Linked DNA regions of Homo sapiens: region 2 is linked to region 1. Evidence: chromatin contacts called from ENCODE Hi-C or POLR2A ChIA-PET data. All regions are on one chromosome and are shown on one strand. The core of a region is the stretch at or near the end of the contact, and the rest is flanking DNA. Distances in the headings are between cores, read along the strand shown. Region 1 has its middle 42 kb from the start of ROR1. Region 2 overlaps ROR1 (receptor tyrosine kinase like orphan receptor 1).

Region 1 (5,907 bases), core at 2,164-4,663:
AAGGTGGAAGGATAGCTTGAACCTGGGAGGTCGGGGTTGCAGTGAGCCATGATTGCACCACTGTACTCCAGCCTGGGTGACAGAGTAAGAACCTGTCTCCAAAAGAAAAAAAAAAAAGGCAAAAGATCTGAATAGACGTTTCTCAAATGAAGACATATAAATGGCAAACAGCTATATGAAAAGGGTCTCAAAATCATTGATCATCAGAGAAATGCAAATCAAAACTACAATGAGATCATCTCACTCCAGTTAAAATGGCTTTTATTTAAAAGACAGGCAATAACAAGTGCTGGCAAGGATGTGGAGAAAAGGGGACACTTGTATCCAGTTTTGGGAATGTAACAACTACCATGGAGAACAGTTTGGAGGTTCCTCAAAAAATTAAAAATAGAGCTACCAAATGACCCAGCAATCCTATTGCTAGGTGTATACCCCCAAAGAAAGAAAATCAGTATATCGAAGTGATATCTGCAGCCTCGTGTTTAATGCAGCATTATTCACAATAGCTAAGATTTGTAAACAACCTAAGTGTCCACTGACAGAAGAATGTGTAAAGAAAATGTGATATGTCTACACAATGGAGTACTATTCAGCCATAAAAAAGAATGAGATCTCGTCATTTGCAACAACATTGCTGAACTGGAGATCATTATTTTAAGTGAAATAAGCCAGGCACAGAAAGACAAACTTTGCATGTTCTCACTTATTTGTAGGAGCTAAAAATTAAAACATTGAACTCATGAAGATAGAGAGTAGAATGATAGGCTGGGAGGGGTAGTGAGGTTGGCAGAGGGTAGGGGGAGAATGGGGATTAATGGGTACAAAAATATAGAATGAATAATATCTGGTATTTGATAGCACAACAGGATGACTATAGTCAAAAATAATTTAATTGTACATTTTGAGATAATGAAAAGAGTTTAACTGGATTGTTTGTAACACAAAGGATAAATGCTTGAGGTAATGGATATCCCATTTACCCTGATGTGATAATTACACATTGTATCCCTGTATCAAAACATTTCACGTAACTCATAAGTATATACACCTACGGTGTACCAATAAAAAATGTTTAAAATAAAATAAAAATAAAGTGAAGCTTAATAAAATGAGGTGTGCCTATACCCATCTCCTGGAATTGCTGTAGGGATTATTTGAAATCAAGCATGTAGTGTACTAAGGACAGCATCTAGCATATTTCTAATTGAGTATTAGTGAGTGTTTTAACTCCATAAAAATAGCCATTGTTATAATTTCAAGCAATCATTGCTCAGAAGAATCATCAAGTTTAATAGAAACTACTTGAAAATTAATGTTCAGAGATATAATAATTCAAAGAGACCTCTAATAATTTTCAGCTCAGTAAATAAAAAAAAAGTGTCTGTATACACACTTTAGTTGTTGGGATACGTATAAACACATCTTCACGTCTCACCCTGAAGAGTCCGAGGAGTTGCCATGTGAGAAACAGCTTCATTGTTATATTGTGGAGTATCTGCCAGGAGGAATTTTGGGTTAAGCCTCATATTTGAAACCACTGTTGGTTTTGTATGTCCCTGACAGCTTAATCCAATGAGCTGTATCTCCCAACTGGCATCATAAGGGCCTCTCTTTGTGCCTAAGTTTCATTGCCTGGAGGATGAACACCCATCGACTTGGGTGTTTCAAAATGCCCGAGTCAGACATCTTCCCCAGGTGCCTTGGAAAAGTGTGTCTCTCTTGGTGAACTGCCCTAAGAAATCTCATTGCATGTCGCTTCTTTGGGCCTCAAGCATCTTTCCCATTCTGACTAACATTTTAGACTCTTTAAAAAAGTTTTCTTCTGAAAAAATCCTTCCCGACATTGAATTAATGCCTTTAAAGGGGTTCCAGTAAGGTATAATTTCTTATGTGCACCCATTGGGGGAAAATGATGATTTCTGGAAATATAATGAACCCAGAAGGTTCCCCATCCATAAAATTAGAGCAAACCTTAAATAAGGTAAATGTCCGAACTCAGGGAAATCTTCAGAATGAAGTGTCACAGTCCCCCTCTGGGTGGAAATAAAAAACCGAGGCTCCCCTCCACCCTGAGCTTCCCATGGTGAAATTGTTGCCATATACCCCATATTTGAAGTGAAACCACCTTCAAATACCCTTCAAACTGGATGAAATTCATCCAGCTGTTTTCACATGTTGTGGTGCCAAGGAAACAGAGGGAAACTGAATCATGGTTATGTAGCTGCTGCTGCTGGTGGATAATGAGCCAGTGGACATGTGAGACTGTCAGCCTGGCTTAAAGGCCCTGAGCAGTGGTAGACAGTACCTGCACCCAGAGAGCCTTCAGCAAATGCTGCTGTTATGTGAAAGACCCAGAGTGCAAATGCACATACACCCCATCATTATCTCCATCAAAAACAAGTGAGGAGACACAGGTAAAGTAAAAAGACTGCTGGAAAATACACCCAATGTCAGTCACAGTTGCAGCTGGGCACAGGGGTTCTTTCCCTTTGTGCTTTTCAATATTTTCTCATTTTTCTTGAATAAACAAGTATTATGTTTATCATGAAAACAGCACAGGGTGTTATTCAATTTTGAAAGATATTTTTAAAAAGCTCTACTTGGTCTACTCTCAGTCTTTACAAATCAAATATTTTCCAGACCTCTGAAATGTTCTGTGAGAAGAGACATGAGGAAGATTTTTGAAAACTGACAGGGAACGATCTTCTGGCAAAAAGGCTAACTCTCTTTCTTTCCTTCTTTTTCTTTTTTCTCTGTCTTTCTCCCTCTCCCTCTTTTCTTTCTTTCTTCTTTCTTTTTTTGGGGGGTAAGGGGTGGGACAAATGGGACTAAATCAATGATTTACAGCTGTGAGAGTTGCCACATTTATTTCTTTAATTACTTTTTCTACCAACATTTTCTATTGCCAAAGCTTCCTGTGCAAAACGAAAACATATAAACATTCAGAAGTTGTTATTATTTTTGTAAGCAAAACAAAAATTAATTTATCCTAAAAGCAACCAGACCGTGTGAGTCAATTTTTTTAAGTTCCTCTTTTACACTAGGATATTTCGTAGCACAAACTGCTAGAATTCTCTTTATAGAATCCAAGCAATGTTAAAGGCATTGACCTCCGTTAAACTCCTGACCAGCCCAACTAGTGAATAAAGTAAACAAAAATCCCACAACTAAAGCTTGATTTTATGCTCCAGCTGTGGGACAGGATGTGGATGTTTTAAAACAAACAAGCCAACAACAAAATGCAACCACCGCCACCAATTCCCAAGCACCAGGGTGTGGTCCCAGTTCCTCAGAGCAGCACGCGTCCTTCTTTCCCAAAGTACTCCTGCAATAAATCCTTGATGAAACATGACTCAGAACTCCTTGACTGGGGGAGCTGAGATGGAATTCCCCTGGCATTAATGAAAAGTTCTGACTCAGGTGGTATGCGTGAACAGACTTAGCACAAGTTGGTACAGCGGTTGACAATCTGCACTGAGGAGAATACTACTGTTCTCCCGTGATAGGCACAGTCCTGACATTTTGTAGAGAAAGGAGGGAAGGGAGTCTTCTCACATATTTCATCTCATTTCATCTGCACAACAACCCTATGAGGTGAGGATTATTGTTCCCATTTTACAGATGAGGAAACTGAGGCCTCAAGACGCAAAGTGAGTTGAATGAGAGTTACCCAAAAAGTTAGTGACAGAGCCAGAAATAAATCCAGATCCCCATAACAATTGCCCAGTAAGAAAGGAATGGAAATTCCCTGGTGTGAAGGATGCATTCCAGGAATCTCTATTAGGAATTCAGGATGCATTCCAGAAATTCTCAGACATGTTATTTTTCTTTTCTTTTCCCTTCCTTTTCTTCCTCCTCCTCCTCCTCCTCTTCTTCTTCTTTCTCTTCTTCTTCCTCTTCTTCTTCTTCTTTTTCTTCTTTTTTCTTTTTTTTTTTTTTACAGTATCTGGCTCTATCACCCAGGCTGGAATGCAGTGGCGCCATCATGGCTCACTGCAGCCTCAACCTCCCAGGTTTAAGCAATCCTCCCCACTCAGCCTCCTGAGTAGCTGGGACTACAGGCATACACCATCACACCTGGCTAATTTGTTTTTGTATTTTTTGTAGAGACTGTGTCTCGCCATGTTGCCTAGGCTGGTCTCGAACTCTTGGAGTCAAACGATCCACCCACCTCGGCCTCCCAAAGTGCTAGGATTACAGAAATGAGCCACCGCACCCAGCCTTGTTCTTTACCCAAAAGTTCAAGCATCTTAACCTGACCCTGTGTCAAAGAGGGTTTCTAAATAGTTTAAGGAAAGGTGGAGGGCCGGGTGCAGTGGCTTATGCCTATAATCCCGGCATTTAGGGAGGCTGAGGTAGGAGAATCCCTTGAGACCAGGCGTTCGAGACCAGACTGGGCAGCATAATGAGGCTCCATCTCTACAAAAAAAATAAATAAATAAATTAGCTGGGCATGGTAGTGCATGCCTGTAGTCCCAGCTACTTGGGAGGCTGAGTGAGGAGAACCGCTTGAGCCCAGGATGTAAAGCCTGCAGTGAGCTGTGATGGTGCCACTGTACTCCAGCCTGGGTGGTAGAGCTAGATCCTGTCTCAAAACAAAAAGGAAAGAAAAGGAGAAAGAAAAGGTGGAGTTATTTTTAAATGGCACTTCTGCTGAGTGTGCCTTATGTAGCCTGTCACCATAGCAACTGTAACTTTCCGGTGGAGTTGGCAACTAGGTCTCAGGAGATGAGGAAGGTGCTTCTATCTTGTCTCTGAATCTTGTCACCCGATAGCACAGGAGCCAGCTCTTCTGGCCTAATCCCCAAACGGCCACAGCTCCCTTAGCAGGCTTCATTTTAGCCTGGGGGGTTATGGGGTTGGAAGATAATGGGTAAATATTTTAGGACCAATTCCTCATAAAAGAACAGGGAGGCCTGGGAGTAGGTTTCCCCCAATCTAATCTGTTCTTGGTTAGACAACAATCTTTAGGACTGTGCTAGTTCACAGTAAAGGGACCAACTGCTTACTGCCGACTTTATCTAGGTTGCAATGCAGTGTTAAAATCAGGAGAAAATGCTTTTTTAAGAATATATATATATCATGAAGAAATTTTTTTCAGAATTAACAGTACATTATAAGGAACCCAGATGATGTGTCTATCCTAAAGCCCCTTAACTACTATAAAACCTTGTCTCTCTAGAATCTCAGCAGGATTTTAGACGAGGCACTAATTAGCTCAGGGAGGAAGAAGGTCAGCATGTGTTCACTTGGAGTAGAGATAGATTTCCTTCTTTTCGAAGAGGAAGAGCAGAGGTGGAAATAGATGACCTAAAATAGATGTAAAAATGTGTCCCCTCAACAGGCCTTGGTTCCCACAGCTGAACTGCTGATGCTGCAAGCAGGGGTGTGCTTCATATGAAAATGACCACTTAATTTTGGCTCTAATTTTCTTTTGGTCATAATTACCTGTTATTATAATAACCTTATTACCACAATACAAAACTCCAGAGGCTAGAGAAAATATAAAAAATCACCACTAATCCTACCACCAGCCTATAACAACGTTTTAGAGGGACTTTTTTCCTTCAAGTCTTTTTCCCTATATGAGCTTTATTCAGCCATTCAATAAATATTTATTGAGCAACAACTACAAGTCAGACACCGTGCTCTTTTCCACTGTGGTAGTCATTGTGGTCGACATAATCTTTTCCCTCATTTTTACCACATAGTATGAACAGATTATATTTCCAGCATTAGAAAAGATAAAGACAACGGAAAAACATTCAAAATTCAACTCCATTATTGAGGCCAGAGGTGATGCCCCAGGAGCCTCTTGGGATATCCTGGAGACAGGAGGTAGTGCAGGGTCTGATGTCTGGCTGTTTCGTGTTCATTTCTGCTGGGGAGAGCAGGCTGCTTTAACTG
Region 2 (5,907 bases), core at 2,458-4,957, 82 kb before region 1:
AAACCAGGGTATCCCACAAACCAGCCAGCCCTGGCCTCCAAAACTCTCCCAGAGTCTAGAGCAAAATAACCCAAACAAATGAAATTGAGACAAGAAATCGGAATTCTGCCCTCCCTTTAACCCTTCTCGAGTGAGTCCCAGTAACTGCACTTTGATTTTGATTAGAAAGCTCGTTGTGCTTCCCTGCACCCTTGCAGCCCCCAAAGCCCCATCCTAAACAGGGATGGCCTCTTATTAAAGACAATCGTGCTTTAATCTATGTACCAGAGCATGCTAATGATACTGTACTGAGTTTTGGTCTTCTGCCAAAGAGCAAACAGTGCCAACATTTTGTAGACTTCCAACAGGAAATTAAATAACTGCCCTGCTGGAAATATGAACCAATTTATGGTGGTCAAACTTGAATCTTCCAAAACACTGGCATGGTTTATGCACATCAAGCACAAACGTTTGAGGAAGGAGATGAGGAAAATTTTAAGTTAAAGCTCAACAAAGTCTTCAAGAGAGGCTTTGAAAATAGTCCTTTCTCTCCCTCTGCCCCGGCTATACCCTTCTTGTAGATAAGAGACCACGGGGCGTTGACATCATGCTGCCCTGGGAAATATTAACTGCTGAAACCTCAGGCAGGGCAGCATTACAGCCACAAATTCAAAAGCACAAGCAGGCAGGAAATGCAAAACTCCAGTTCCCTCCCAGAAGACACATTCCACATTCTACCCACTGTGTTATAAAATACATATTTAGAAGGCATCCTATAACATTAAAGCTTTCCTCTTAAATATACAGAGAAGGGTAATGCTTTGAAAACTTTCTCTTAGAGCTTTCTCTTTGTTAAGCGCAGTGAGGTCAGGAACGATGCCTATCTTTCCCCTCTGTTGTAGTCCAGTGCCCAGCACAGTGCCTGGCACACAGTAAGCACTCAATAAAGAGAGCTCCTTCTATTGTCATTATCACCACCATTTGCTCTGCAAGGTACTATGCAGGGTGCAAGGGGTTTTTCTTACATGAGCACACGCAATCCTTACAAAAAGCCCATAAAACAGGTGCTCTTATTCTCATCTTACAAATGAAGACATGGCTGCTCAAGGAGGCTTCACAAGGTTGGTAAGACAAAGGCAGCACTTGAGCCCGTCTCTTCTCCCTCAACAACCTCAAGGTGTGTACCATTAGCCCATATACTGCAGACAAAGAAACCGAGGCTAAAGAAACCCATGCTGGTGAAACTCATTAAATCACTCTATTAGTCCATTTTCATGCTGCTGATAAAGACACACCCGAGACTGGGAAGAAAAAGAGGTTTAATGGACTTACAATGCCAAATGGCTGGGGAGGCCTCACAATTATGGCAGAAGGCAAAGAGGAGCAAGTCACATCTTACATGGATGGCAGCAGGCAAAGAGAGAAAGAGCTTGTGCAGGGAAACTCCCATTTTTAAAACCATCACGTTTCATGAGACTTACTCACTGTCATGAGAACAGCATGGGAAAGACCTGCTCCTATGATTCAATTATCTCCCACTGGGTCTCTCCCACAACACGTGGGAGTTATGGGAGCTACTACATGAGATTTGGGTGGGGACACAGAGCCAAACCATATCAATCACTCTCCTCAGACCACAACTCCTGAATCCAGTTGAAGGCCCACTCTCCTTCAAGGGGCTAGTAACACATTTCTCTAGTGATGGAACTGGTTTAAATGACTACATGAGCTAAAGGGTGGGAAGACTGTCTAGCGGCCACCAGTGGGCACACAGCAAATGTTTGGTTGCTGTTAAAATAATGAATAAAGTGCAGCCTGTGGCCAGCTTCCAAAAGGGACTGTCACTGTGTGTTCTGCATGATTCCAAGAAGGGTCATCATCACTCTCCTTGGGTCCTAGTCACAGATGTGGCAGCCCCTACTACCCCAGGCAGGTGACTGCAATGCATTTCCCCAATCCCCAGAGGGTCCAGCTGAGGAAGTCCCAGGAAGTTTTCCAAGTGGGCAGGTCCCCCACCCCAGGACTGTGTCAGTAGGTCCTGGGCAGGACCTGGGTATGTGTAATTCATGGCGGTTCCCCACATGATTCCATACTCACCCCTGAACAAGAACCACTGGGATGGGGTCTCTCAAATTCACCCACACAATTAGAAAAGCTCCCACAGATCCATCATCACCACAGGAGATAGCCCTGAAATCACCTTGCCAACTGATAGAGTAAGTTCATAAAAGGAGTTGTTTTGAAAGGTTAAAGCATTTCACCACTGAAGGGTGGTATTAATGTTATTATTGGTTTTATCTTCATACACAAGCAAGTATATTATTAGACCCAAACATTCTTATGGTTTCCTTTCATGAGTACTCAAAAAAAAAAAAAAAAGAAAAAGAAAAGAAAAGAAAAGAAAAAGAAAAAAAAAATCCAGTCCTGGATATATAAGGGCAGGCATTCTTTCCTTAATACAAAATTATAGTCCACCACCCAGAAACAAAAAGACAACCAAACTTCAAAAACAACAGAATTGCTTATCCAAAAATGTATATTTGAAGACTTAATGCTCTCAGATTAGCATAATTACTGGTATCCCTCTGGTTCTGCTTCTCTCCATATCCAAAAAGTCTTCATTGCTCGGAGACTCTCACCAACATTAATTAAAGAAATGGGCAAAACTATAGAATGACCTGGGGGAACTAGGGCTGTTGAGGGAGGGTCAGGTAGCCTCAGGCTAGCCAAAAGACCAACCACAAATCATAGTGCATTTGCAAAAACAAACAGAGGCAGTAATAATACCCCAGTGCCCTTTTTTCCAAAGAGATCAAAGCTAATAGGCAAAAAGTGAAGGCAATTCAGTGAAAGGAAAAAGGCTGGCAGGACAGAACTGGGCAAAGCAGATTCAAACTCCTAGCGGAATAGGAGGGAATTGAGGGGAATAGAGACACTCCACCAGAAGTACTAAGAGGCTATGAAAAGCACTGGCCACTGTCCTGGTCCCTTAGGCCAGGGTCTCCTACTGGTCCATGGCCTGTTAGGAACCTGGCTGCACAGCAGGAGGAGAGCTGTGGGCAAGTGAGCGAAGCTTCATCTGTATTTACAGCTGCTCCCCCTCACTTGCATTACCGCCTGAGCTCCACCTCCTGTCAGATCAGTGGTGGCATTAGATTCTCATAGGAGCGAACCCTGTTGTGAACTGCATATGCGAGGTATCTAAGTTGCGTGCTCCTTATGAGAGTCTAATGCCTGATGATCTGGCACTGTCTCCCATCACCCCCAGATGGGACCATCTAGTTGCAGGAAAACAAGCTCAGGGCTCCCACTGATTCTACATTATTGTGAGTTATATAATTATTTCATTATATATTACAATATAATAATAACAGAAATAAAGTGCACAATAAATGTAATGTGCTTGAATCATCTCCAAACCACCACCCCCACCCCATCGGTGGAAGAACTATCTTCCACAAAACTGGTCCCTGGTGCTAAAAAGGTTGGGGACCACTGCCTTAGGCAGCCTGAATAGCTGCATTAAAAGAGGTGCCTGAAATGATATGCAACAAATCAAGAAAGGAGTATGTGCAAGAACTGTGGAAGCTGTTTTAAGGAGTTGCTCCAGTCTGAGATTTTGATGAACGACTTTGCTTTTCTGGTTGCCAGAGGGCGCAGAAGGTGCCCAGAGAGAGTTCCAGGCCAACTTCTTCCACGGAAACAAAAGCAGAAGGGCATTTCTGACCCTGACCTGACTCAAACAGGCCCCAGAGCAGCTGCCTGACTCCCAAAAGCTAAAATGTACACAGAAACTATTTGGATGTTGCTACCTCAGTAATCCAAAACAGCATGCAAAATAATAGGTCAGATGTAAAACACAAAGGAGATAAACAATGAATTGGCAACAGAAGAAGCAGATAGGGGAAAAAATTCTGAGTCAGAGCCACATGGACTGTGAAAGTTTCACTGAAAAGCTAAGCATGTGAGCTTTCACCAACCCACAGACTAGCAATTAAGTAGGAAGAAAAAATAGCTCATGACCTTATGTGACTATATCTTCCAGAGTGAAAGAAACAAATATGACTTCTATCTAAAGCAATAAATATGCTTTTCTTTGTCTTTGTTGGACATTTCCACCCTCAATATAAATGTGGGTCTCAATCAATGCCCTTAGACAGAGAGAAGTCCATCTGATCATCGTGCTAGTTTTCAATGGGCCATTCACTCAGCTGCAAAGCTTTAGGGGCCACAAAATAATTTGGGGGCCACAGCATAATTCCACAAATGTTCATTGAGCATCTACTCAGTTCCAGCCCTGTGCTAGGTAGGTACCATAAGGGGTACAAAGAAGTGGGCAGGGTACCAGTGCTCTTCTAGTGCTTATGCTATAATAGGTAAGGGCACACATTCACATAAAACCAAGTATACTGGAAGGCAATATGTGTGAAATGCTAGAAGGTACTAATTCATTCATTCAATCAATATTTATTGAATGTCTGCTATGTGCTAGGTACCCAGTTCCAAGTGATGTGCGGAATTGGCAGAAGGTTTCTGGGAGAAGGCAGCATTTGAATGTGTATTACCACTACGTACACCATTGCTAAACAAATGAAAATTCTACAAATCCCTAAAACTTACCTATTTTGTTTTTCCCAAAGAAAACATGCTCCCCCATTTAGTTTTTTCCATGAAGCACACTGAGCTGAACCTTAAGGAAGAGAATTTTTTAAAGTGCACTTCTAATGATGAGTAACTTCACAGTTTTCTAAATCACATAAATGGTTTAAAAGATTTGATAACCAACTTTTTTTTTTTTTGCCATTTGTTTCTATCTTGAAGACCCCTCTCCAAAATTGATATCTGTCTCTTTTATTTAAAAAAGTGGTGGGAAGCACCTAACAGCACTCAGAAGCAATGGGGCATGATGGGAAGCCTTTAGAACCAGACACCCTGGAGTTGGACCCTGTGCTCAATGCCTTACCAGCTCTGTGACCTCAGCAAGTAACTCAGCCTCTCTGGACTCAGCTCTGTCATCTATAAACTAGGATCAATAATTCCTCCCTCACAGTGGGTGGCGGTGAGGACTAAAAGAGGTAATAAAAATAAAGCTCTTAATAAAGTGCTCAACACATACAAAGCTTCATAGATGGTAGTTATATTTTTAATAGCATTTTAAACACCCAAAGTTATATTATGGGAAATAATCCTCCTAAGTACTGCCTGTTTCATAGGTAGCACTGTTCTTATTTTATTTAAAGGGAAAATGGAACCTGAAGTGTGTCATTAAAAGTCTGCTGTCAAATTACATATCCAACAAATTCCAATTTCCTGACCATTCATTCATTCATCCATTCATTCATTCATTCATTCAGTCAAAACTTACTGACTACCTTCAATGTCCCCAGCCCTCCTAGAGTTTATGATCTAGGACAGGTTAGTTAGCAAAATTCTTCTGTAAAGGGCTAGCTAGTAAATATTTTCACCTTTGCAGCCCACATGGTCTCTGTTACAACCACTCAACTCTGACATGGTAGCATGGAAGCAATCACAGATGATATGTAAATGCATGTGGGTGAATGTGTTCCAACAAAACTTTATTTATAAAAACAGGCCTCAGGCCAAATTTGGCCTGCAGGCCTTGGTTAGCGAACTCCAGCACTTTGGGAAGCTGAGGCGGACAGATCACTAGGTCAGGAGTTCGAGACCAGCCTGGCCAACGTGGTGAAATCCTGTCTCTACTAAAGATACAAAAAATTAGCCAGGCGTGGCGGCACACACCTATAATCCCAACTACTGGAGAGGCTGAGGCAGGAGAATTGCTTGAACCCGGGAGGTGGCGGTTGCAGTGAGCTGAGATCACACCATTGCACTGCAGCCTGGGAGACAGGGCGAGACTCTGTCTCAAAAAAAAAAAAAAAAAACACCTCTGGTTTTATTTCCCGAAAG

Evidence for each region. A loop is a pair of places that touch in the nucleus more often than their neighbours do. ChIA-PET counts read pairs that join two places held with the same protein, here RNA polymerase II (POLR2A).
Region 2: a loop to region 1 is called in a map of endothelial cell of hepatic sinusoid, with 2.6 times the contacts of the local background. The contact joins two enhancer-like sites. A Hi-C loop is called at or near these places in 1 of 168 maps with a recorded cell type or tissue (endothelial cell of hepatic sinusoid). POLR2A ChIA-PET finds 5 or more read pairs at or near these places in 2 of 52 experiments (BJ and PC-3).

Annotation. Positions count from the first base shown.
Region 1 is chr1:63,729,202-63,735,108 of GRCh38, reverse strand. No RefSeq gene overlaps it. Among named protein-coding and RNA genes, the nearest start is that of ROR1, 42 kb to the left of the region's middle. RefSeq lists an enhancer at 2,805-3,360. Within about 2 kb of position 3,413, at least 6 of the 41 ENCODE cell types and tissues checked have a DNase peak (open chromatin) inside an H3K27ac peak, as active enhancers do.
Region 2 is chr1:63,811,936-63,817,842 of GRCh38, reverse strand. The region is part of intron 1 of ROR1 (receptor tyrosine kinase like orphan receptor 1); the gene reads right to left. Among named protein-coding and RNA genes, the nearest start is that of ROR1, 41 kb to the right of the region's middle. Within about 2 kb of position 3,707, at least 4 of the 41 ENCODE cell types and tissues checked have a DNase peak (open chromatin) inside an H3K27ac peak, as active enhancers do.